Regions from separate parts of the Mus musculus genome. Here all the other regions are linked to region 1. Evidence: chromatin loops called from intact Hi-C (ENCODE). Cell type or tissue: left cerebral cortex. All regions are shown on one strand.

Region 1 (8,000 bases):
GTGAGCAGGTGGGCATGAGGCGGGGTGATCCTCACCATGCCTTCGCATCCCCTGCCAAGCAACTTTATGAGCTACCACAGCAGCAGTGTCTTTTCTGCCCGTGATCAAGACCTCAACAACTTGCTCATCTCCTGCGCTGTCTCCTATCGTGGGGCTTGGTGGTACAGGAACTGTCACTACGCCAACCTCAACGGGCTCTATGGGAGCACAGTGGATCACCAGGTGGGGGCCGTGGGGACCACAGGACTCCACATTGGGATCTGGGTGACCCGGGATGAAGTCCTCTCACATGAAGGGCTGAACTCATGCCTCAGAAGCTCAACTGTGAAATGAGACACTCATGCCAACCTTGCTGAGGAAATCTGAAGAGACCATTTATTACTGGGCAGAAGGCACCAGCTCAGGGATCATGGGAGAGATAGCTGGACCCTGGGAGTCACCTACAGGAGCAGGGTGGGGCTGGATTAGGTGGCATTGATATGGCGCTGTCTTGACTCTCTTCCCTTGACAACCCTCTCCTCAGGGAGTGAGCTGGTACCACTGGAAGGGCTTCGAGTTTTCTGTGCCCTTCACGGAAATGAAGCTCCGACCCAGAAACTTCCAGGCCCCCACCAGGGGCACCTGAGCCTGCTGCCTACCTCACTCACACCCCAGTAGAGAAGAGCCACCGTGCCTCACCGAGGAAGCCTTCTCTGCCACAATCTCACAGCACCATGTTTACGGGGGGGGGGGGGGAACTGAGCAATAAAGGAGAAACTTTAAAGAGACTCGTCCTATCCTGTCAAGGACGCTCACCCTGGTCTTGGGGCGCCAGGTTTCTGGGCTGCAGCCGCACCTGGAAAGGAGGAATCGGGAGATTGATGCCAGCATAAGGCTGGGGCTGCAGGGAAGGCAGGGTTCCATCTGGTGGAGGCAGCAGAGTGAAGGCCTGCAGCAGACGAGCCAGCACCACAAAGAGCTCCAGCCGTGCCAGAGGCTCTCCCAGGCACACGCGTGCCCCACAGCCAAAGGATGGTGTTCTGGGATTCTTCCCAGGTTCCAGGAAGCGATCTGTGGGTAGTAGATGGAGAGCTAGAAAAGTTTGTCCCAGCAGAGGCCGGCCCTCTCCCGCTCCCTTTCCTGTGTGCCTCATACCTGGCCAGAACTTGCTGGGCAGTTCCCAAACCATCTCATCCAGGTTGGCGCCTTGGATGTTGGGGATGATGACCATATCCTTAGGGATGTCATAGCCGGAGATGCTGAGGGAAAGGTGGAGTCAGGAGCTGTCAAGGTCTTCCTCCCTCAACCCTTACCCCCAGGGAATCACCTGCTAGCCCTAGTTGCACGATGGGGCAAGGCCAAGGGCACCACAGGCCGCAAACGCAGCACCTCGGCAATGGTGGCCATGAGCAGAGGCAGCTGCATTCGGTTCCTGTACAGGAGCTGGGAGCCTGGGCCCAGCTTGAGGTCTAACTCTTCCTGCAGTCGCTTCTGGATCTGAGAAGGAGGGGCAAGGCTGAGCTCTAGGGACCAGACTTTGCCCAGGTGGCTCACAGCTGCCCAGCCTGCAGCTCCTCCCTCCTGCCATCTAGCTGACCCTAGAGCCCCCTCTGTGAGCATAGCCCAGGCCAAGCAGTCAAGAGCAGGGCAACTGGATCAAGGTTCCAGAAGGAGCAGTCTTCCCACAGTGCACCTCAGGGTGGTGAAGCAGGAAAGCCACAGCCCAGGAGAGCGTGGTAGCCGTGGTCTCGGTGCCGCCGATGAACAGGTCCACCACCGACATGTGCACGTGCCCCTCGTGGAGCCGCTCTTCGTCTTTGCCATCCCTTTGCTTCTCCACTCCCTGGAGCATGTAGTCAATCATGTCTTTCCATTGGCCTGCAACCAGGCTGTCCTGCAAAGGCAGGGGAAATTGTGTGTCCAGCAGTGGTGGCGGTCGGTGGGGGTGGGGGTGGCAGGCACATCACTGGCTGAGGCCAGAGGAGCTGGTGCCACTGCAACGCCCACCTTGTGCCGCTTCAGCTGCTGCTTGACAATATGGTCCCGACTCTCTTGGATCTGCTTCAGCTTCTGGAGGCCTGGGTTGGGGAGGAACTGGGGCAGGAAAGAGAGTCAGCTGCAGGGTGGAGACTGGTGGTCCCCTCCCCCACAACCCAGGGGAGACTGGGCTGCAACTCCTCACCCTGAGAAGGGGAATTATCGTCAAGATTTGGATGGACCAGTGGTTCCAGGCTTGCAACAAGTCCTGGACACAGTCGTGAAGGGTCTGTACCAACGTGCTGTCCTGCCGGAACAGGAGGGCATGCTTTGAGTTCAAGACCCGCAGAGGGCCAGAGGGGGGTTAGGGGTGGGCAAGAGGGTAACATGGACCTTGTCTCCAAAAGTGAGGCAGGAGATGATACTACAAGTGAGGAAGGAGAATTCCTTATGGATGGCCACGGGGGTGCCAGCCTGGGCTCGCATGCGCTGTGGAGGAGAGACAGGCTGCAGAGGCTGTGGAGTCAGAGTGGTACTGGCGGGAGAGGGAGGCTGACCCCAAGAGAGTCAGGCTACTACAAGAGCTAGCCCCACCTCACAGAACTCCTGGGTCAGCTGCTCTATCAGAGGCTCCATGGAGTCTCGCATGCCCAGCATCAGGGCTGAGCGAGAGAGTTTCTTGTGGGCCTTCCACATGAGAGAGTAATCCCCCAGGGACAGGTCCAAGTCCATCTTTCCTGCAGGAGAGATGGTAGAAAGAAAGACATGACCACAAGCTACCAAGGAGGCCAAAGGCCACACCAGGTGGATCTCTGTAAGTTTAAGACTAGCCTTTTCTACATAGTGGTTTTCAGCCCAACAAGGGCTCTATAGTAAGACCTAATCTTAAAGAAGAGGGAGTGGTGGAGGAGGAGGAAGAACAGGAGGAAGAGGAGGAAGAGGAGAAGGAGAAGGAGGAGGAGGAAGAGGAAGAGGAAGAGGAGCCATCGTGCCTCACCGAGGAAGCCTTCTCTGCCACAATCTCACAGCACCATGTTTACGGGGGGGGGGGGAAGGGAGGGGAAACTGAGCAAGGGTCCTAACCCTTACCATTTAGCATATGGGGTCGGCCAGCAAAGTCCACCCACTTTTGGATCAAGGCCTCCTCAATGGTTCTGTTAGAATTTAGCACCACCACATCTGAGGGGAAAGGACAATGTCAGGCAGGGAAGAGGGGTCACATCAACACAGAAGACTGGCTTACCTTGCATCCCCAAGCGGATCCTGTAGATGGGCCCGAGTTTCTGAGTGAGGCCAAGCAGGTAGATGGGAAGGTTAGGCTGTAGGAAGTGCAGAAAACCCGGGGCCAGAGGCGGGAGGTGCAGCTTCCGGAGCTTCCATTGGCCCCACAGCCAGCGGGTGCCAGCTAGCAGCAGCAACAGCAGCAGCAGCCCAGGTAGCAGCATGGCCCAGCACTTGTGCAGGGCCCTGATATGGCCTTTTATAGCCCCCAACTCCAGTCCTTTGTTCTGCTGTGGCTCTGACCTTTGCTTCAGGTCCCTTCCTGTTCCCAACACAGAACAGTATGTTTTCACATTGGCACAGTCCCCATCAGCCTTGGAGAATCTGTGGATCAAAGATGGGACCATCCATCAAGAAGAAAGGAAGGGATGCAAGACCCTGACCTCTCTGTATCGCAGTCAGTTTCCTAACTCTGTTTCAGCCAAGTAGGCGGAGAGTCCACTGGAGCCGGCCCCTCCCACCATACCTCCCCTTGGACCAGCTGAGTGGAGTGCATTTGTTCTAGAGAAAAGAAATGAATAGCAGTCTCTGCCCAATACGCCTTTTGGGTATTATATTTTATTGATTTTATTACCACTACTGTTAACTTTATTTTTGTGATGCCCGGCCAGCCCTCCACTGCCAGCTGCATCCACAGTCCTAGACCCTCTTTTGTTAGTTTGAAAAAGAGCCTCACTAAGTTGCCCAGGGTACCTTGAACTCACCGTGTAGCTCAGACAGGCAGAAACTTTGCACCTTCCTTCAGCTCCCCAAATAGCTTGGAATGCAGACATGAGTCACCTGGCTCCTTGTGCAATTCTTTGTTAGACTTCCCTTTGGTTTGATGTCTGGGTAGGGGTGGGGCATGGCAGAGGGTGTTGTGCTTGTGTGTGGTAACCACAGGTCAGCCTCAGTTGGTCTGTCCAAGGTACAAGACCCCTGAGGGCTCATTTTCCTGAACCTCCCTGATTCATCCAGGCAAGCTGGCCACTGAGCCCCGGCTATCTTCCTGCCTCTGCTTCACCATTTCTCGAATGATGAACATATACCACAGGGCTGGCAATGTGGTTCAGTGGTTAAGAGCCCTGGCTGCTCTTGCTGAGGACCTGGGTTCAGTTCCCAGCACTTCTGTGGCAGCTCACTACCTTCTGCAACTCTATTTCTGCAGTTCCACTGCCCTCTTCTGGCCGCAGAGTGGTACTGCATATTCACAACGTTCACATGCATGTGTACTAACAAAACACAGAGGGGCTTCTTTGGTTGTTTAGCGTTACATTTACTTATATTTCTTTTAATGTTCTAGTCATCTGCTCTACCTGTCCTGAACTCTAGGGTCTATAAGCACAATGTAACTTCCAATTGATCCCCAATTGTCTGGCTAACCCTTGGCTTACCTGGGCAACAAAGGAGGGGCCATTGTCTGACGAAAGTACCTTAGGGATGCCAGATCTTGGGAAATTTTCCTCTAATATCTTCTTTGCCACGATATTGGCTCACTCCTTCTTAGTGGGGAAGGCTTCGACCCACCCTGAAAAAGTGTCTATCAAAACTAATAGATATTTATTACCGTACTTGGCTGGTTTAACTTCAGTAAAATTTACTTCTCAGTATGCCCCTGGCCACTCACCTCTTAGCTGCTTTCTGGGGGCTTTCTTGTGGTGCCCGGCATTGGGGAGGGCACAGGCTTGGCATTTACTAACAATCTCCTGGGCAACGTTGGGCAATCTTATAGCATAGTAGCTTGAGCTCTTAACAATTTCTTTGAACTTCTTAGTTCCCAAGTGTGTGAGCCAGTGTAGATTGGCTCCATATTGTTGTCCTTCTTTGGTAGGCAGAACCGAGTGACCATTTTGGGTCTTAGCCACTCCCTGGGGAGTATACCCACATATCTCAGGTATTTTGTCTATCAGTTCCTGATCTTCTGGAGTGTAGTCAACGCCTGCGTCTTTGAGTTCATAATGGTCTAACAGTTCTTTTTTTTTTTTTTTTTCTCTAGCTATGAGGAACCTTGGGCAGCCTGTTTGGCAGCGAGGTAAGCCATCTGATTTCCCTTCGCTATGGCATCATGGCCTTTCTGGTGACCAGGGCAATGTATGATGGCCAGTTTTTGTTGTTGTTTGTTTGTTTGTTTGTTTGTTTGTTTTTGGCAAGTGTATGGCTTCTAATAGGCTCAAGATTTCTTCTTTATTTTTAATATCTTTCCCAGCAGATATGAATAGCCCCCTTTGTCTGTAGATCGCCCCATGTATGTGAGCGGTGGCGAAAGTATACCTGCTGTCTGTGTAGATATTAATGTTCTTCCCTTCTGCCGGCTGCAAAGCTTGGGTGAGTGCAATTAGCTCTGCTCTCTAGGCTGTCGTCCCTTCAGGCAAGCTGCTGGCCAAGATGGTTGTTTTCCGTTGACCACTGCAGCCCCTGCTTTTCACTTACCTTCAACCAAAAAGCTGCTACCATCCGTGTACCAGTTGGGGCAGCCTGGCCATGGCCGGTCAGTGAGGTCTTTCCTAGTTCCAGTTTCTTCTGCCAGGATGTCCACTCTTCTTCTTCTTCTTCTTCTTCTTCTTCTTCTTCTTCTTCTTCTTCTTCTTCTTCTTCTTCTTCTTCTTCTTCTTCTTCTTCTTCTTCTTCTTCTTCTTCCTTCTTCTTCTTCTTCTTCTTCTTCTTCTTCTTCTTCTTCTTCTTCTTCTTCTCCTTTCTCCTCCTCCTCCTCCTCCTCCTCCTCCTCCTCTTCTTCTCTCCCCTCTCCCTTCTCTCTCTGACATAGGTCTTACTATGTAGCCCTGACTGGTCTTGATGTAGCTAAGGATGACCTCACCCTGACCCCTCCTTTTCCATCTCCAAACGCTGGGATTACAGGCATATTCCACAATGCCTGGCCTGGTAGCATTGCTTATATGGTCTCTTTCAGTGTCGTAAACACGTTGTTAGGTGTGGTGGTGCTTGCCTATGATCTCAGCACTTAGGAGGCAATAGCAGAAAGACTGAGTCTGAGGTCAGCTTGGGCTACATAGCAAGACCCTATCTCAGAAGAAGCAAGGTTTAGTGTTAGTGTTTGCCTCATAGTGAGAGGCCCTGGGTTCTACCCCTGCACCACACAAAAAGTGCTCAGAAGACAAGGGACCACGTTTTGGAACAATGTGTACCAGCTCCTACCTGCTTTGCTCTGCCCCCACCATGCCTACCATGACCCACAGGCTACACCATATACCACTGCCCCGGTTGTTTAATGAAGTCAAGGCTGAAGAGCTTACACATGTGCAGAACTGCAAAGAGGCAGAACCAAGCTTCAGCAGGCACCCGGGTGCAGAGTCTGTACCTTTAATCATTTGGCTACAACAATAGCAACAAAATGACCAACTGGAGATGACTTACAAAAAAAAAAAACAAACAAACAAACAAACAAAAGCTGAAAACACAAATGTGAAGGAGTTTGAGAAAACCTTGAGATGAGGAAAGGAGAAAAGGAGGGGGCCTTGCTCGTAGGCCTGAGGACAGGAATAGGACAGAGAAGAGGGCTTGCTATGTGCTTGCTAAGGCAACCTTGAGGGTCAGGGCCCACAGGTTGCCAGCTCAGGGAGAAGATGGCTCCCATCATGATAAAGACAGTCCTCCAACCCCAGCCGCCCCAGGAGGGACTGGGAAGACACGGCTGGTTCAGAAGTTACAACTGTTAGAGATGGGGTTTCCCCAGGACCATCCCAGGGGCACTTGATAAGGGAGCAATTGGGAATCTCATAGAGTATCTGGGGTGAGACTATTCCAATTAGGGGGGTGGAGCTTATGGAGATAGGTGACAAGTCCCCCAACTGCCTATCCCCAGACTCTCTCTGCCCAATTATTGCCCCTTTCTATCACAGACTAGACACCACAGATGCTGGGATGCACCTGTAATTCCAGGGAAGCTGAGATCAGGAGTTCAAGGCCAGTGCTGGCTACATAAGACCTGGTCTCAAAAAGTAAAACAAGAAAAAAATAAAATAAATATAATTTGTTTCAGTGATATGGTACGGTTGGCAAAGTGCTTGCCTGGTGTGCACAAAGCCCTGGGTTCAATTCCTAGCACTGCAAAATCCTTGGTGTGGTGATGTGTGCTATAATCTAAGCACTCAAATGTCCAGGTTCCATAGTAAGTCTGAAGCCAGGCTGAGATGCATTATAACCAAACAAAGCAGAAAAACATGTGAAATATCCACAATTCTCTGATGCTCTCCTCACTGATGTGAGCTCTGACATCTGACCTCCTCAGGGCACAGGAACTACCTGGTCCTATTGTGTTCCCCAGTGATGAGCCACTGTGATAAGAGGCTATGGTTCTGGTTGTGGTACCACTCACTGGGCAGAACGGGGAAAGAGACAGACCATGGATCTCTGCAGAATGGTCAAATGGCAGATTCGTCTGACCTTGCTAAATTTCCTTGGTAGAACTAGGTTGCCTTGAATAACCAAAGATAGGCAGACAGGGTGGGGCTGAGTTGACCCTTCAAGATTTGCTTCCCCTTGAACATTCAGGAACAACACAGTCAATCTTTGTCCTGTCCTTTGCCTGGATGATCATCTGGTCAGACCTGAAGGTTGCTCAACTGCAGAGAAGTTGCCTAAGGCCACTGATAACAGAGTCAACAGACCATGACACAATTCAAGCCACCAGACCCCAGGACTCCAAAGGCATGAAGACAGTAGGCTAAAGAGGAGAGATGGCCTGAGGGTGCGGAAACTATGACACCCAGCAACAGGCACCTGGGACACTGGCTACTGGGTCCCAAGATGGCATGAGTCCGAGGCAA
Region 2 (8,000 bases), 140 kb before region 1:
GGAAGCACAGCCTTGAGTCTGGTCCTCTTGCCAGGGGCAGGCACTTCACATGGACACAGTCTGTCCCTTGTCTCTCCCATCTCTTTATGTTAGTCTGTGAGACAGGGTCTTATACAGCCCAGACTATTCTTAAATCTGCTGTGTAGCCAAGCCTGCCCTTGGCCTGCTAGTCCCTCTGCCTCTATCTCCCACGTGTTGACATTACAGGCATGTGCCACCACACCTAGTTATGTGATTCAGGGGATCATACTTAGAGCCTTCTGTATGCTAGGCAGGCACCCCAGCAACTGAGTAGCATCCTTCTGTCTCTTGATCACCAGTCATGGAGAGGCTATGCAAACACCTTCCTCTTTGGCCCAGAGGAACCTAGGATGTGTGTCCATTGGGAGAGGGGGAGTCACAGTCCTTCCTTCCTGGCCAGCCAACACTCCCACTGTTCACTCTGCCTCCTGCCCTCTCAGCCTCTCTGTTTCAGAGGATCTGGGCACCTGCCAACATGGCACAACTCTTACCCCAGTTCAAACCTACCCTGTCTCTTCCTGCTCCCTGTTCAAGCCCTCTCTCCTACCTCATACATTTCTTCTCAAACTGTCTCTCCAGTTTTCCCAGAGAATTCCACAAGCGCACCCACAGGAAGAAACAAGGAACCTCTGAGTCTAAACCCCATCACTTCATTTTCTGCCCCACAAAAAGTGCCTTGGCTTATGGCTCAGAGAGGGAACATTCACGTAGCACATACAAGTCCCAGAGCTTGATCCTGGCACAATAAAAACCAATTCAAGGGCTGGAGAGATGGCTCAGTGGGTAAGAGCACCGACTGCTCTTCCAGAGGTCCTGAGTTCAATTCCCAACAATCACATGGCGGCTCACACCATCTGTAATGGGGATCCGATACCCTCTTCTGTTATGTCTGAAGACAGCGACAGTGAACCCACATACACAAAATAACATGAAATAAATAAATAATCCTTTCAAAAACAATTAAAATATAAATAGGTGTACAAATAAATAAATACCTTCAAGAGCCAGCAAGATGGCTCAGCAGGTAAAGGCACTTGCTGCCGAGCCTGATGACCTGAGTTTGGTTTCTGGAACTCACACAGTAAAAGGAGAGAAGGACTCGCAAAACTTGTCCTTCAACCACCATATTTTTAGAGTGGCATGTGCGTGTCCATATACAAAATAAATAGATGTAATACAAATGAAAAAAATAAGACAGCCTCCCTCCTCATGTCTGTGTCCCTGTCTGACGTGCTGACCCCAGGCTGGCACGCTGCCATCGACCTTGATCCCCGTCCTTTTTTTGGCTTTTATTTTTAGATTGATGTAGAAGACAGTGAGTTTCACATACAAGGCCATCTGTATCACTGTACTTCTCCCCTATTTGCTCCGTCTCTATCACTCTCTCCAGACCTTGGGTTTTTGAGATGGGGTCTTACAGTGTAGCCCAGACTGATTTTGAATTCCTGCATCTCCCGCCCCAGCCTCCCAAGTCCTGAGATTACAGGTGTAATCTCTGAGCCCAGCACAAAAGGAAACGTTTTTAACACTCCAGAAAACCTGCATCAATGCCTCTTCTGGTCACCCTCTTCCAAGAACACTACATCCCCAGCTCAAAACTGCAGGTTTATTATCATCTCTCTTTGAGAGATGCAGCCCTGGCTGGCTCCCAGCTTACAGAGATCTGCCTGCACAGGTACGCACTACCATACTGGCTCAAACATTCTTTAATAGATTACCCAGCACACTTCTTCTCTGTCTAGCTGTCTTAATTGATTAAGAGACGTCCACAGCATTGCACTTAATAGTACATGCATAGTTTATGTGGTGCAAATAAGCCAAAGTTAATTCATGGAATCTGCTGACAAGAGACACTTTGGTAGTTTCCCACAGGGGCTGTTGTAGCCAATTCTGCTATCTTATCCTACAAGGAGTCTCTATAGGCTCATCAGCTCTGCATATGTCCAGCTTTACGCCATCATATATATTCTGCCTGTTTCCCAGAAATGCTTGTACCACCTGGTCCTTCCAGCATCCTCCCCTCCTGGCTGTTGATTCTTGTAGCCTGGCTACTATTCCTATTGGACTTCTAGACTGTTCTTGACTCTGGCCTTAGTGCAAGCCCCGGGCTTAGATTGGACTTTACAATCATCATTAAAGTCAGTAAATATTTACAGAGCACATGGATGTTTTAGTTAGAGCAGCAGATAAGAATAGAAATGGGTAGTGTAACAAGGAGCTCAAGAGGCAAGAAGAAATCAGCAGTCCCACACTTTGCCCACAAGACCACAAATCGTCACAGTACGAGCCAGAACTGTGTGGAGTGTGTCATGTATCCTGAGGGGGCTCCAGTCTGGTCAAGGAGGCTTCTCTGGGTGATGTCAAATTGAGGCCAGGGGGCGAAGTGAAGAGCAGACATATAGTCCACAGAGAGGGGACCATATATACAGAGGTTCAAGTTAAGTGAGGAACGTGGAGAGCGAGGTGTTTAATGAAGTAATAAATGAAGTTCTTATCCATTATGGGGGGTGGGTGGTGAGGTGGCTCAGTGGGTAAAGGCACTGAATGCCAAGGCTGATGACCCGAGTTCAATCTCCAGCACCCAAACGGTGGAAGGAGAGATGGCTGCCATATTGGATATCACGTGCTTCAAAAATGAAAAAGGCGGCCAGCTTACTAATTTTGTGGAATGTTGAGTAAGGTGAAGGCAGATATCCCCTAGATTTTTGTGGGAGACCACAGTGGGAATTGTTTGGTCATTTTGAAGGTGGTGGGGAAGCCATTTGGAGTGGATTGAGGCATTCGTGCAGAATAGGGAAACAGGAACAGAAAATGTAGAAAAGTGTGATGTTGGGCAAGGATTTGTTCTCAGTCACAGGGTTTGACTTTCAGACAGTGCTCTGTGTGTGGACTCTACACACATCCATTTCACCCCCACCCGGGTCAAGGTACAGGACATCCCAGAAATCTTCCTCCTTCTCCTTCCAGGCTGTAGCATCCCAAGTGTAATCCCACCTTATCTCCTAAGAACACAATTTAGGGGTTGGTGAGATGGCTCAGTGGGTAAGAGCACCCGACTGCTCTTCCGAAGGTCCAGAGTTCAAATCCCAGCAACCACATGGTGGCTCACAACCATCTGTAACGAGATCTGACGCCCTCTTCTGGTGTGTCTGAAGACAGCTACAGTGTACTTACATGTAATAAATAAATAAATCTTTAAAAAAAAAAAAGAGCACAATTTAGCTCTGCCTGTTCATGTGCCCACATAAGTACCATCATTTAGAACATTATCTTTCTGCGTCTGGCTTCCTTTGCTCTGCACATGCACGAAATCCATCTGTGTCCTGTGTAGAAAAGAGGAAGGGTTTTATTGTTGTTGTTGTTTATAATATTCTGCCTCTGCCATCATTGATCCAGTCTAGTTGGATTTCAGAAAATCTAAATAAACCTTGTGTGGTGGTACAAACCTGTCACCCCCAAAATGTAGGAGGCTGAGGCAGAAGGATCAGAAACTTAAGACCAGCCCAGACTACATAGTAAGATCCTTTATCAAAATGATGACAGAAAAAGGAAAGAAAAAAACCCAACCCAATTCAGTGGTTAGGAGCGACTGTTGCTCTTGCAGGGGACTCCGGTTGGTTGGTTTGTTATTGTTTAGTGAAAGATTTAGATTCAGTTTCATTTAGTTGTGTTTGTGTGTGCATGCACATAAGTGCAGTTGATCCCCTAGAGCTGGAGTTACAGGTGGTGGTGAGTTGCCCAGCCTAAAGGCTGGGTACCTAACTCAGATCCTCTGTAAGAGCAGCGCACACTCCCAACCTCTGAGCTAGCTTTCCAGCCCCAGGAGTTTTTATTTTAGATCTTATGTATGCATACGCTCATGTGACTGCACGAACACTCAGAGGCCAGAGTTCGACCCTGGGTGTCTTGTTTCTCTCCACCTTATTCTTTGAGGCGGAGTTCCTAAACCTGGAGCTCACCCACTGGGCTAGACTTGCCATCCTGCCTCCAGCTCCTGCGGAATGGGCGTATGGGCACGCACATAGCTTCTGGGGAATGGGCTTATGGGCATGCACACAGCTCCTGGCTTTTACTACCAAACACATCATTTTCTCCCAGTCTGCAGCCTGTGGAGTGTCTTCTTATTTTTTTTACAGATGTCATCTGATGACCAGATGTTTTTAATTCTTGAGCTAGACATGCAGTCCCTGGGGAAGAGTCCTTGCCCATCATATTCCATCCCCAGCACAGAGGAAGTCTGTCTGGGAGAAAGGTTATCGTTTCCCTACAGGAACCATTGCTTTCCCTTTTGTGTTTAGGGCCACGATCAATCTCACAGAAGTTTCTGTATTTGCATATAAGATAGAGTCCAACTCTTCCCCCATCAACGCAACAATGTTTACATATTTGATTTAGTTGCTGTTTTATCTTTATGAGCACATGTTGTACCTGCATGTGTGTCTGTGCACCACTTGTGTGCAGTGCCTGCCGAGGTCAGAAGAGGGCATCAGATCCTCTGGACTTATAGCAGGTTGCGAGCCACCGTGTGGATGCAGGGAACTGAACAGAGGTCCCCTAGGAGAGCATCAGGCCCTGCCCTTTCTCTTTAAATTCCCATAGTATCTTAGTTGTTAATAACTGACCACACATACACAGGTCATCTTTGAATCCTAGTCTTCTCACTCCACTGTACGTCCCCAGCATTGCAAGCCTTGGTATTGGACAGCTCTGAGGGAGGGTTGTAGTACAACTGCCTTAGGCTTCCCCCCACGAGCTCACAAATAAATGAGACGCAGACTGTGAACGTTTTATTTGGCTTTGATAATTCCTGGGGGGGGGGTCACCCCTCATCTACTCTTCTATCTGCTGGCCTGGCTGCCTCCCTAGCCGTGCATCCCAGATACTCGCTGTTTCTCCTGGCCATGTGCTCAACCTCCGTCTTCTTTCATGGCGACTTCTGCCTCTCCTCTCTGCATCTCACTTATTTGTAAGCTTGTTAGGGATAAGCTTCAAGTGCTTTACTACAGAGAGTTGTGGATTTTATTTTATTTATTTATATATTTTTAAAAAATATTTAATTATTTATTATTTTATGTATATTAGTACACTATAGCTATACAGAGCCATCATCTGGTTGCTGGGAATTGAACTCAGAACCTCTGTCCTCTGTTTGCTCTGGCCCAAAGATTTTTTAAAAGATTTATTTATTTATTTATTTATTTATTATATAGGAGTACACTGTTGCTGTCTTGAGACACACCAGAAGAAAGCATCAAGTTCCATTATAGATGGTTGTGAGCCACCATGTGGTTGCTGGGATTTGAACTCAGGACCTTCAAAAGAGCCGTCAGTGCTCTTAACCGCTGAGCCATCTCACCAGCCTGTGTTGTGGATTTTAATGGGAGACATTTGAGCTCATTAAAAACAAAACAAAACAAACAAAAGGTGCCGGGCAGTGGTGGCGCATGCCTTTAATCCCAGCACTTGGGAGGCAGAGGCAGGCAGATTTCTGAGTTCAAGGCCAGCTTGGTTTACAGAGTGAGTGGGCAGCCAGGGCTACACAGAGAACCCTGTCTCAAAAAACCAAAAAAAAAAAAAAAAAAAAGGTGATGGGCTTGGAACCCTTTCTTCCTATTGGGCTCTGGGTTGCCTGCCTCATCCATCTCTGATATGAGGATTTGTGCATAGTCTCATTGTAACTTATTGTGCTGCGTTCGATTTATATCCCTGGAATGTCTGCTCTTTTCTGAAGGGAAATGGAGGAGTGGATCTGGGGGAGAGGGGAGGCGGGAAGGACTGGGAGGGGTGGAGGGAAGGGAGGCTGTGGGTGAGATGAAATGTATGAGAGAAGAATTTTTTAAAAATTAAAAGGCAAGATGGGTGTGGTGGTGCATACCTTTGACCCCAGCACTCAGGAGGCAGAGGCAGGTAGATCTTTGAGTTTGAGGCAGGCCGGGTCTACAAAGAAAGTTCCAGGACAGTCAGCACTACACAGAGAAACAAAAAACTAACCAACCAACTAACCAACCAACCAAACAAACAAAAAAGTGATTGTTGGCTGAGCATAGTGGTGTCTGCTGGTCATCTTGGCTTTGCGGAGGTAGAGACAGGATGATCAAAAGTTCAAGGCCATCCTGGGCTGCATAGTGGATGTGAAGCTAGCCTGAGCTACAGGAGACCTGCATTAAAGAAAGAGAAGGAGAAGGAGGAAGAGAGAGAGGAAGAAGAGGAGAAGGAAGAAGAGGAGGAGGGAGAAGAGGAAGAAGAGGAGAAGGGAGAAGAGGAGGAAGAAGAGGAGGAGGAAGAAGAGGAGGAGGAAGAGGAGGAAGGAGGTGAAAAGAAGGTGGAGGGGAGGAGGAGGAAGAGGAAGAGAAGGAGGAGAAGAAGAGGAAGAGAATGAGGAGGAGGGGAGGAAGAGGAAGAGGAGAAGAGGAAGAGGAGGGGGGAGGGGGAAGGGTAGAGAAAGGAGTGGGATGGACTCACTCTCACCCCTACAGGAGTCTGTCAGGCTGTGCACTGGGCACTGGGGAGCTGGTCCAGGTGTTTGGGGAAGGCCATGGCCTCTGTACTCATCGGCCAGACTCCCTTGGCACAGACGTGTTGGCACCAACCTTATCCAGCAACTTTTCATGCTAAGCACATGCAGCAGAGTGGGGTCAGGCGAGGTACCTGTTCTCATGGGATGCTGAGTGCTATGTGGAGCGTGGGCGGGCCTCTGTGATTGGGAGGGTGGGGACAAGCGGCTCTGCCCGACATGAGGATGGCCTGAGTAAGGGCAGAACTGTTAAGATGTCAGCTTGTAGGCGTCAAAAAGAGCATTCTAGACAGAGGGGGCAAAGCACAGAGGCCTTAGGGTAGTCTTTGCAGAGCAAACAGAAGATGGGTTTGGAGCATAGTATCGGTGAGAGGAACACGGTGAAGGAGGGAAGACAGTGAGCAGACGACATCAGAAAGAGACAGACCAGATCTGCCCAGAGAGGCCCTTCTTCAGCTTTGGATTTTCATCCATGTGTGAGCTGAGTTTGTTGCCAGTAGGTGTTCTGCTGATGTGTGCTGGAGATGAGGGGAACTGACCTTTACTGAGTCAGTTCTCACACGGGTGTTTTTCCCCCCCCTCCCCCCAGCCTTCTGAACCATGGCAGCTCAGTGCACCCCGTCTATTCTGACCATCCTGGTGTTGCTTGGCTTAGCCAGAGCAGGCCCATTCTCTCCTCGGTCTAATGTGACACTTCCGGCCCCACGGCCCCCTCCCAAGCCCGGTGGTCCTTCTTCTCAGCTGTACGAGCATACTGTGGAAGGAGGAGAGAAGCAGGTGGTGTTCACCCATCGCATTAACCTGCCCCCGTCAGCCGGCTGCGGCTGTCCCCCGGGCTCTGAGCCCCCGGTGCCTGCTTCAGAGGTGCAGGCCCTGAGGGTCCGCCTGGAGATCCTGGAGGAGCTGGTAAAAGGGCTTAAGGAGCACTGCACAGGAGGATGCTGTCCCACTGCGGCCCAAGCTGGCACAGGTGAGCCGCTGGTGGGGTGGGGGAGGAGGGGGGGGGAAAGAGGGTGGGGATGGGAGAATCGCCAAGCAACTAGGAGCTAAAATGACCTTTTGAAAATAAGATGTCCATAGGACACTTACACGGGCTGGGTCTCACTTCTTATTGCTCCAGGCCAGACTGACGTGCGCAGCCTCTGCAGCCTCCACGGTGTCTTTGACCTGAGCCGCTGCGCCTGTTCCTGTGAGCCTGGCTGGGGTGGACCCACCTGCTCAGACCCTACGGACACAAAGACGCCCACCTCATCGCCGCCCTCCAAGTCCTGTCCCGAAGACTGCAACGACCAGGGACGCTGCGTCCGAGGACGCTGCGTGTGCTTCCCCGGCTACAGTGGCCCCAGCTGTAGCTGGCCCTCTTGCCCTGGAGATTGTCAGGGGCGCGGGCGCTGCGTGAAGGGCGTGTGCGTGTGTCGCGCGGGCTTCTCAGGCCCTGACTGCAGCCAGCGCTCTTGCCCTCGCA
Region 3 (8,000 bases), 150 kb before region 1:
ATCTCCTCAGCTCCTGTAGCCAGCACTGGTGTCTTCTTCCTGCCCCCTCAGATATCCAGACCAAGCTGGAACCTGCCTCTCCGTCTTCTTCTGTCCACTCTGAGGCCTCCTTGCTGTCAGCAGACTCTCCCAGTCAGGTGACACACCTTGCTCTCCTGAGCATCCTTCTCCAGGGGTGCGGGAAGCTCTCCCTTGACCACCTGCTCCGTACCGGCACTCCTAACTAATGTCTCTGGGCTGCCCTGCACAGCCTTTTATAGGAGAGGAGGTTCTGGAAGTGAAGACAGAGTCTCCGTCCCCTCCAGGGTGCCTCCTGTGGGATGTCCCAGCCTCTTCGCTCGGAGCTGTCCAGATCAGCATGGGTCCATCCCCTGATAGTTCCTCAGGTAATGGGGTCTCCTGACCTCTGGGGTCCCTGTTGAGAGGCCTCACAGTGTTAGAATCCCTTCCTTTCCCTTCCCTTCATTCAGGGAAAGCTCCGGCCACTCGGAAGCCTCCACTGCAGCCCAAGCCTGTGGTACTAACCACAGTTCCGGTGCCACCTAGAGCTGGGCCTACCAGCGCTGCCGTCCTCCTGCAACCCCTGGTCCAGCAGCCTGCGGGTGAGGAAGCTAGAGAGGGGCCTGGGAGTGAGCTCACTGCCCCCGAGGGCCCTGGGCCTTCAGGGCTCGTGTGTGAGATTGGACACGGGGTCCTGACGTCACCCTCTCGGACATCCTCCTGCTCATCTTTTTAGTGTCCCCAGTGGTCCTCATCCAAGGTGCTATCCGAGTCCAGCCTGAAGGGCCAGCTCCCGCAGCTCCCCGGCCTGAGAGGAAGAGCATTGTTCCAGCCCCTATGCCGGGGAACTCCTGCCCGCCTGAAGTGGATGTATGTGCCAAGGAGGTGGGGCAGGCTCTGTCACAGGAGGCCAGAGAGCAGTCTGTCTGGCAGGCAGCAGCATTGGAAAAGGGAGCTAGTGTGCGGGATGGAAGGCTGAGGGTGTGGGGGGGCTCTGCTGTACGTGGTGTTAGGTATGTAGGTTGGAGGGGCGTCACGTTTGGTTGTAGGTTTAGCACATAGGGTGGCTTCCCAGTGGGAAGGCAAGTCAACTGTTCTTAGCTGTAGCCCGTTAACTTAGGGCTCGGAACAAGAGCTTGGGAAGGAAGTCCTAAGGAGAGGATTAGCCAGCACTGTGGTCCTCCAGTTTCTCCTGTCCCACACATGAGGACTAGGAGGGAGGTAGGAGAGTGGCCGTGAGCTGGCAGTGAGTCCCTGGGGCTGGGGCATGATCTCTCTAACTCATCTTCATTCTCAACCTCACTGGTGCAAGGCAAAGCTGTTGAAGCGGCAGCAGCGGATGATCAAGAATCGAGAGTCGGCCTGCCAGTCCCGCCGCAAGAAGAAAGAGTACCTGCAAGGCCTGGAGGCCCGGCTGCAGGCTGTGCTGGCCGACAACCAGCAGCTGCGCAGGGAGAACGCTGCCCTCCGGCGGCGGCTGGAGGCCCTGCTGGCAGAGGTCAGCCTGTGCTACCCTTGGAGAGAGGGCTGGGAAGGCAGGCCCGAGACCACACTCACCTCCTGTCTTCCTCTGCCTGCAGAACAGCGGGCTCAAGCTGGGGTCTGGAAACAGGAAGGTTGTCTGCATCATGGTCTTCCTTCTCTTCATTGCCTTCAACTTTGGGCCTGTGAGGTGAGCCCCTCACCACCTCCCTGCAGCCCTGGATGGAGCTGAGCCTCACAGATGAGCTGCTCAGTTGTCTGCTCAGCCCCGGGCACTGTGTTCCACTTACACAAGCATTCCCGCCCCTGCAGCCCAGATGCTGTTTCCATCAGCCATTGCTAGTGTGTACTGTTTCCCTCGGAGGAGGTGCATGGTGGGTGGGGGGTGGCGATAGTGTTAATGAGAACTGACCCCAGGAGTGGGCCAGGTGCTTGGCACCCCACCACCAGGACATACATTTGATCCCTGAACCTGAATTTTGAAAAGACTGGATGTGGTAGCATGGACAGCAATGGGAAGACAGAGCCAGGCAGGTCCCCGGGGCTCATTGGCCCTTGATGAATGGCAGGCTGCTGAGAGACAGTGTCAAATAAAGGAAGAGGGTGGGTCGTGCTGAGCAGTGACTTTTGTATGCACATGTACATATGTGTACATAAGTACACACAAACCCCTGCCCCGACACACCCGTGTAAGTGGCTCACAGGCTCCCTGGCTATGAGGCCTTAGAGTCCTCGTTCTCCTTTCCTATTTCCTGGACCTGTGAGATTGGCATCCTCTCTACTCCCCACTCACTGAAGGGAGATGCAGCCATGTGGAACAGGTTATACCTTCCTCAGTCTGCAGAGTCCTGACTCGCACTGCACCAGACAGCTGAGAAAGCCAGAATTCTTTCCCTCCCCGCTTCCCTGCCCACAGCATCAGCGAGCCGCCTCCAGCTCCCATGTCTCCTCGGATGAGCAGGGAGGAACCTCGACCCCAGAGGCACCTGCTGGGCTTCTCAGAACCAGGGCCAGCTCATGGCATGGAACCCCTTCGGGAAGCCGCCCAGAGCCCCGGGGAGCAGCAGCCCAGCTCTGCAGGCAGGCCCAGCTTCAGGTGAGAAGCAGAAAGACCCCTCCTGTAAGAAGGAAGGAGTCATCTTCCTAAAGCCTGCCCTTGCAGGGTGTAGAGCCAAAGTTGCTCTTGGCCCGGGGGTTTGATGGTGTCCTGTGCTGGGCAGTCTCTCTCTGGTCATTGCCTCCTCTGCTTCACTTCAGAAACCTGACGGCCTTCCCCGGGGGAGCCAAGGAGCTGCTGCTGAGAGACCTGGACCAGCTCTTCCTCTCCTCAGACTGTCGCCATTTCAACCGAACTGAGTCTCTGAGGTGTGCATAGTCTGTCCTTCTGTGTGGAAGTGCCAGCTCCCCTGCCTTCTCATGCCTGCTTGTGGGCATGGGGCATACATTTTGGCCTTCCTTAGAGCTGGTGGTCTGTCTCCCTAGGCTTGCTGATGAGCTGAGTGGCTGGGTCCAACGTCACCAGAGAGGTCGACGGAAGATACCTCACAGGGCCCAGGAGAGACAGGTAGGAGCCAGTGGGCGGGCCAAGGAAGGTGAGAGCAAGACAAAGCTACTGTCCTGGGGATTCCAGGTGGACATTTTAGAGAGATTTCAAGGGTTCTTGGGGGACATGGAGGAGTGGGTGTGAGATGGCACCAGCTTCCAGGGACCGCCTCTCTTTTTCCCTCCTCCCTTTACCCTCTTCAAATCTTTAGATACTTCTCCTTCCAGAAGTCTCAGCTACGGAAGAAGTCTCCTCCAGTGAAACCTGTCCCCACCCAACCTCCAGGACCCCCTGAAAGGTAAGTGCTGGGTAAGCACTCGTAAGTGAGGTCACTAGAGAGAGCTGTACCCCAGGAGGACACTGCTGTTGTTCCGGAGGAATCTGTCACCCTTTCCACCAGGCTTCCTGAGTCTGTTCTCACCTGCCTAGGGACCCCGTGGGCCAGCTGCAGCTCTACCGCCACCCCGGCCGCTCGCAGCCGGAGTTTCTAGACGCAATTGACCGGAGGGAGGATACCTTCTATGTTGTCTCCTTCCGAAGGGTGAGCTCCCCTCCCCCTGTCATGTGCCTGTCACCCTGGGTCCCCAGCTGGGGAACCTGTCAGTGTGTCTTCCCCTGCCATCCAGCATGGCCCTTCTGCTCCTAGGACCACCTGCTGCTCCCAGCCATCAGCCACAACAAGACATCCAGGCCCAAGATGTCGCTGGTGATGCCAGCCATGGCCCCCAATGGTAATTCTCCCTCTGGCTATGGAGAGGGTTCTGAAATCTAAAACTGAGGAAGGAGGGAGTTCTCATAGAGAACCAGCAGGGGGCGCTAAGGGAAAAAGTGCGAGGAGGGACTTGGAACCAAGGGGAAGAAAAAGTGGGGAGACAAGGGCCTGCAATTGAGCATTGAGGGCTCAGGAGTCTGAGATGGGAAGATGGGGAGTCTGGGTTGCACAGTGAGATCCTTTCTCAACCAGACCAAAGCTGCTCTGATAGGTGGCGGCTAGGCTTTTCTTTCTTGACCTCCTGTCCCATGTGCCCCTTACTTGTTGTCACTTACCTTCCTACGCCAGCCCTCTGCCCGCCTCACTCGGCCTGTGGGCTGCCTCTGCCCTCCTCCTCTTCCCAACTTTCTAACCATCTTCCTCATCTCACCCCACCCACCACTGTCTGCCTCCCCTTCCCCGCTTCCCTCTCTCCTTCACACAGAGACCGTGTCAGGCCGGGGCCCCCCAGGGGACTATGAGGAGATGATGCAGATCGAGTGTGAGGTCATGGACACCAGGGTGATTCACATCAAGACCTCTACGGTGCCCCCCTCGCTCCGGAAGCAGCCGTCCCCATCCCCGGGCAATACCACAGGTGGCCCCTTGCCAGGCTCCGCAGCTAGTCCTGCCCATCAGGCCTCCCAGCCCCTCTACCTCAATCACCCCTGACATCCTCACCTCACAGTGACTTAGAACCGGGTTAGGGAACCTGATCCTGGGGCTCGGGGGCAATTGTAAAGGAAGACGGGGTGTGGGGGTTAAGCACTTAGTGGGACTAGGGTGGGTGGTTCACCTCTCTTCTCACTCTTTCCAGAAATATAGGGCTCCTCTCATTCCTGCACTCCCAGTCCTCTTTCCCCGAGGGTACCTCGTGAGGGTTTCCCCCATATCCTCTTCATTCTCTCCTTTATCTGTTTGGGAGTCAAGGTGGGACTAGGTCCCCAGGTGGGACAAGGGATGGTTGTGGGTGGCAGAAGTCAGTTTATGTGTGTGCGTATCTTTTTTTTATTATTATTAAATAAACAACGTGGAGGGGTGTAAAGGAACGGCGGCCACCTTCCTAGTGTGTGACGTGTATAGGGCCAGCATCAAAGGAAGCAGCACTGAGGATGGCGTGGTGGGGTGAGAAGGAGCCAGACCTCATGTCCCCGTCCCCCCTGTCCCAGCCCAGCAACTCTAGGGCATGTCTGTCTAGCTGTCTGTGGCGTGACAGCAGATAGAACATCTCACCGGAATGTGTCTGAGTAAACAGGAAGGACAGGACAGGGGCCCCACGCCCTTGATGGGGTGCAGCAGCTCCAGCCCTTGCTCTGCTGCAGGTCCCCCCTGGCTTTCCAGGATGAGCTGTCCACACAAACAACAGGCGTGGGGGCCAGAGGGCTTGAAGCCCAGGAAGGCGGGGTCACAGCGGAGGGGGCCTGGTAGGGAGGTGAAGAAGGGGGCACATTACAGGACATCCTCTAGGCCCTGAACTGAGGAAGACAGACCTGAGGGAGGCCCAGATGGATGGAGACAGTGGCTCAGGCAGATAGGGCCGTGAGCTCCGAGTGGGAGGAAAGGGACCAGATCCAGATGAGGGCCCCAGTCTGCCTGGCTGCGAGTCCCCTGCAGTCACTCCCATTGCAGCAGTGCCTTAGGCCTGACCCTACAGGAGTGGCCCGGGTCAGCTGGAGGGTGTGAGCTGGACCTGGGCTCCGAGCCCAGATGACTGGACAGGGGCTGCCTGGCTCTAAGCCCAGCCCTGAAGGAGGGAGGAAGAACCTCACGTGTCCAGCCAGGCTTTCCCCTCCTCTCTTCACCCATCCCTACTGTGTTTGGGGTGAAAACAGACTGGGGAACTATGGCAACCTGGAACTAGGGCTCCCAGGAACTCAGCCTCTCCTCCCTCCAGAGGGCAGCTCTGGTCCACAGCCACTTCCTGTCCCAGGATCCCTGAGCACCTTATCCAGGGAGTAAGGGAAGCAGATGGCCTGGTCCTGGGCTGCTTCACGGCCCTGTACTAGCTGATGTCCTTAAACACCTTGGGCTCGTCCTCTGTAAGATGTGACCCTCCTCCTGACTTCCGAGGGTGGTACTGGGAAACTTGGTCCTTGGACAGGACTATTAGGCACTGCCTCCGTCCTGGGTCTGCTTCACCTTGTACCCATCACGTCCCCGACCCATTTGAGAAGGTGCTCCAAGAGCTGGCACCCCACACTGAGGACTCTGGGATGGTTCCCTTGCACTTCCAAGTGGTGGAAGACTGGGACCCTCAGACATGGGGGAGGGGCATCATGGGGGCCAAGGAGAGACGCGGAGATGGGGTTGCAGGGTCACAGGTGCAAACGGGCTTGTCTGTTGCCCTGCAGGCCAGTACAGGCTCCCTTCTGTCCAGTCTGCTCTGTGGTGCCCCCTCAGCATGCCAGCCCGCTGTCACTCTGGCACCTAAGCAGCCCCTTCCTGCCTCAGGCCCACTGCTTCCTGGTCAGCTCTGGGGTCATAGTTGGGGGTCTTCACCCTCTGCCCACCACTCTGTTGGCTGCTTAGTTCTCTCTCTGTGTCTCTTCACAGTTTACCCTTCCTCTGCCTTGTCCTGCTCCTTGGTCTTCACATCTCTTCCCGCTGGCTGTGTGCAGTGGTCTCCGTTCTGTCCCCTCTTCTGTTCACACCACAGTCAGACCCCCTCACTCTGTCCCACCGCCTCTTCTCTCTCCCTCCATGCTTCCCTCCCTCCCTGCGCCTCACTCCAAGCTTAGTCCTCTCCCTGGCTGTGGGGGCCAGGACTGGGGAGCCCAGTGTTTGCCTCATCATTCTGCTATGGCTTCTGGATACAGCACATCTGGATCCCGGGGCCCAGATGTGTGGTTGCCACAGCGACCTCAGTCCCTCTGGTAAATACAGGCGCCCACCCGCTCCAGAGCAGAGAACAAAACAATTGTGTGACTTTCTTTTGTCACGAGATAGAAATGTCCTCCCCTCCTCCTCCCGTCTCCCCACACCCATGTCTCTAGGCTGAGAGTTTGAAGGCCCCAGACCCTTCTTGCCAGGGTGTTGGAGCCCTCTAGCCTTGTACTTCCATCTTCTCAAGCCATTTCTTTCCCAGGTTCCCCATCCTTAGCCCACATCACTGAGCTCTCCCCCCCATGCATGTTGGCCACCTCCCTCCCCCACCGCACCCCCACCGCATCTTAGGCAGTATCTTGTCTATACAGTAGCAGGGCAAAAGGAGATATTTCAAAAGTCCAAATCCTTCACCATTCCTCCTCAAAACTTTTGAAGAGGCCACTCACTTCAGTCCTTCCCAGAGCTACTGCTGAGGGAGTGAGGACAGGCTCTGCCTACTCTGTCCTAGCCAAGTGGAACAGCACCCATGAGCCCTGTCTCCTCACTGAAGGATGAAGGGAAGCCTGTGCTGAGAGCTAGGCCACCACACACAGAAGCCAGGTCCTGTTTCCTTCCCGACACTTCCTCAGCTCACCCTCTGACCTCTCTTGACTCCCTTCTGTGCTTTTAGGCTCTGCCCTCAGTCGCCCTCACCCTTCTTAGTCATGTTCTCTCTCCCTTTCCTCTTCTCCATCTTTGAACTTGAAGGGTCATTTAAGGATACTGTGCTCAGAGCCAAAGACCCCTAGAGTAAGGATCCTGGGAACAGCAAGCACACATGTGGTTCTGGACAACGCTGTGACCTTGCTGCCCCCAGGACACCTCATTGAAGCCACTTAAGCTCCTGGCTTTCCTGTCCCCTCCCGGGTACCCATGGGATAGTTGACTACTGGGTTATTTCTGCTCCAGCAGCCTGGCCCCCTGGGGAGGCATTCTGCTCGGGCTCATACTGCTGGTCCATCTTCTCCTCTGCACTCTTTCTTTCTTCTTTCCACCTCATGGTCCCTACCTGTGATTTCCCCCCCCCCCCAGCCTCATAGTAACTCAAACTACACCTCTTTCTATTCCTCCCAGTAATTGGCTATCCACAGTTTTATTTAACCAATACTTTTAACGTGAGGGGCAAGGCGTTTACATAGCATCATTCAGTGTATGTGAGGATCTCCTCATGGGGGCAACCAGGTCTTGGAGACCACTATGTAGCATTTGGATAGCAGCATAGCAGTACCAGACCAACCCCCGAGATTTCAATTTTTGTCTACATAAAATGTCTCTTTATCTTACAATAATAAGCAATATATAGTAAGAACAATTATGAAGCAATTATGTTGCCTCCCAAGTTATCCCTGACTGGTTAAT

Evidence for each region. Hi-C counts contacts between places; a loop is a spot of excess contacts. Peaks named below come from ENCODE experiments on the same cell type or tissue, not always from the same donor. Only the 100,000 strongest peaks of a DNase experiment are listed, where the experiment ranks them.
Region 2: it touches region 1 in a loop (3-fold over the local background); 9 of 42 quality-filtered maps call a loop at or near these places.
Region 3: a loop joins it to region 1, with 2.2 times the contacts of the local background. A loop is called at or near these places in 9 of 42 quality-filtered maps.

What each region holds. Positions count from the first base shown.
Region 1 is chr17:34,800,999-34,808,998 of GRCm38, forward strand. Cyp21a1 (cytochrome P450, family 21, subfamily a, polypeptide 1) reads right to left here and starts at 3,428. Exons shown (of 10, transcript NM_009995.2): 1 at 3,200-3,428; 2 at 3,046-3,135; 3 at 2,551-2,693; 4 at 2,350-2,445; 5 at 2,162-2,263; 6 at 1,987-2,073; 7 at 1,673-1,873; 8 at 1,307-1,476; 9 at 1,135-1,238; 10 at 350-1,050. The coding sequence starts at 3,401. The coding sequence ends at 782. It also overlaps the pseudogene Tnxa. RefSeq lists promoters at 3,215-8,000, 3,215-3,931 and enhancers at 3,474-3,486, 3,549-3,562, 3,558-3,743, 3,574-3,585, 3,615-3,626 and 1 more. In left cerebral cortex, a CTCF peak has its summit at 4,412 (motif pointing left); no DNase peak of the experiment used is centred here.
Region 2 is chr17:34,663,400-34,671,399 of GRCm38, forward strand. Tnxb (tenascin XB) reads left to right here and starts at 7,136. Exons shown (of 33, transcript NM_031176.2): 1 at 7,136-7,505; 2 at 7,656-8,000. The coding sequence starts at 7,136. In left cerebral cortex, no CTCF peak of the experiment used is centred here; no DNase peak of the experiment used is centred here; H3K4me3 peaks cover 14 bases.
Region 3 is chr17:34,650,250-34,658,249 of GRCm38, forward strand. It overlaps Atf6b (activating transcription factor 6 beta), which reads left to right. Exons shown (of 18, transcript NM_017406.4): 6 at 52-137; 7 at 251-386; 8 at 471-602; 9 at 737-870; 10 at 1,313-1,498; 11 at 1,581-1,672; 12 at 2,399-2,578; 13 at 2,740-2,847; 14 at 2,965-3,046; 15 at 3,253-3,323; 16 at 3,455-3,566; 17 at 3,672-3,756; 18 at 4,222-4,825. The coding sequence ends at 4,448. Among named protein-coding and RNA genes, the nearest start is that of Atf6b, 7.1 kb to the left of the region's middle. In left cerebral cortex, CTCF peaks have their summits at 1,464 (motif pointing left), 3,831 (motif pointing right) and 5,669 (motif pointing right); DNase peaks (open chromatin) are centred at 1,480, 1,786, 2,295, 3,009 and 2 more places; H3K27ac peaks cover 2,670 bases.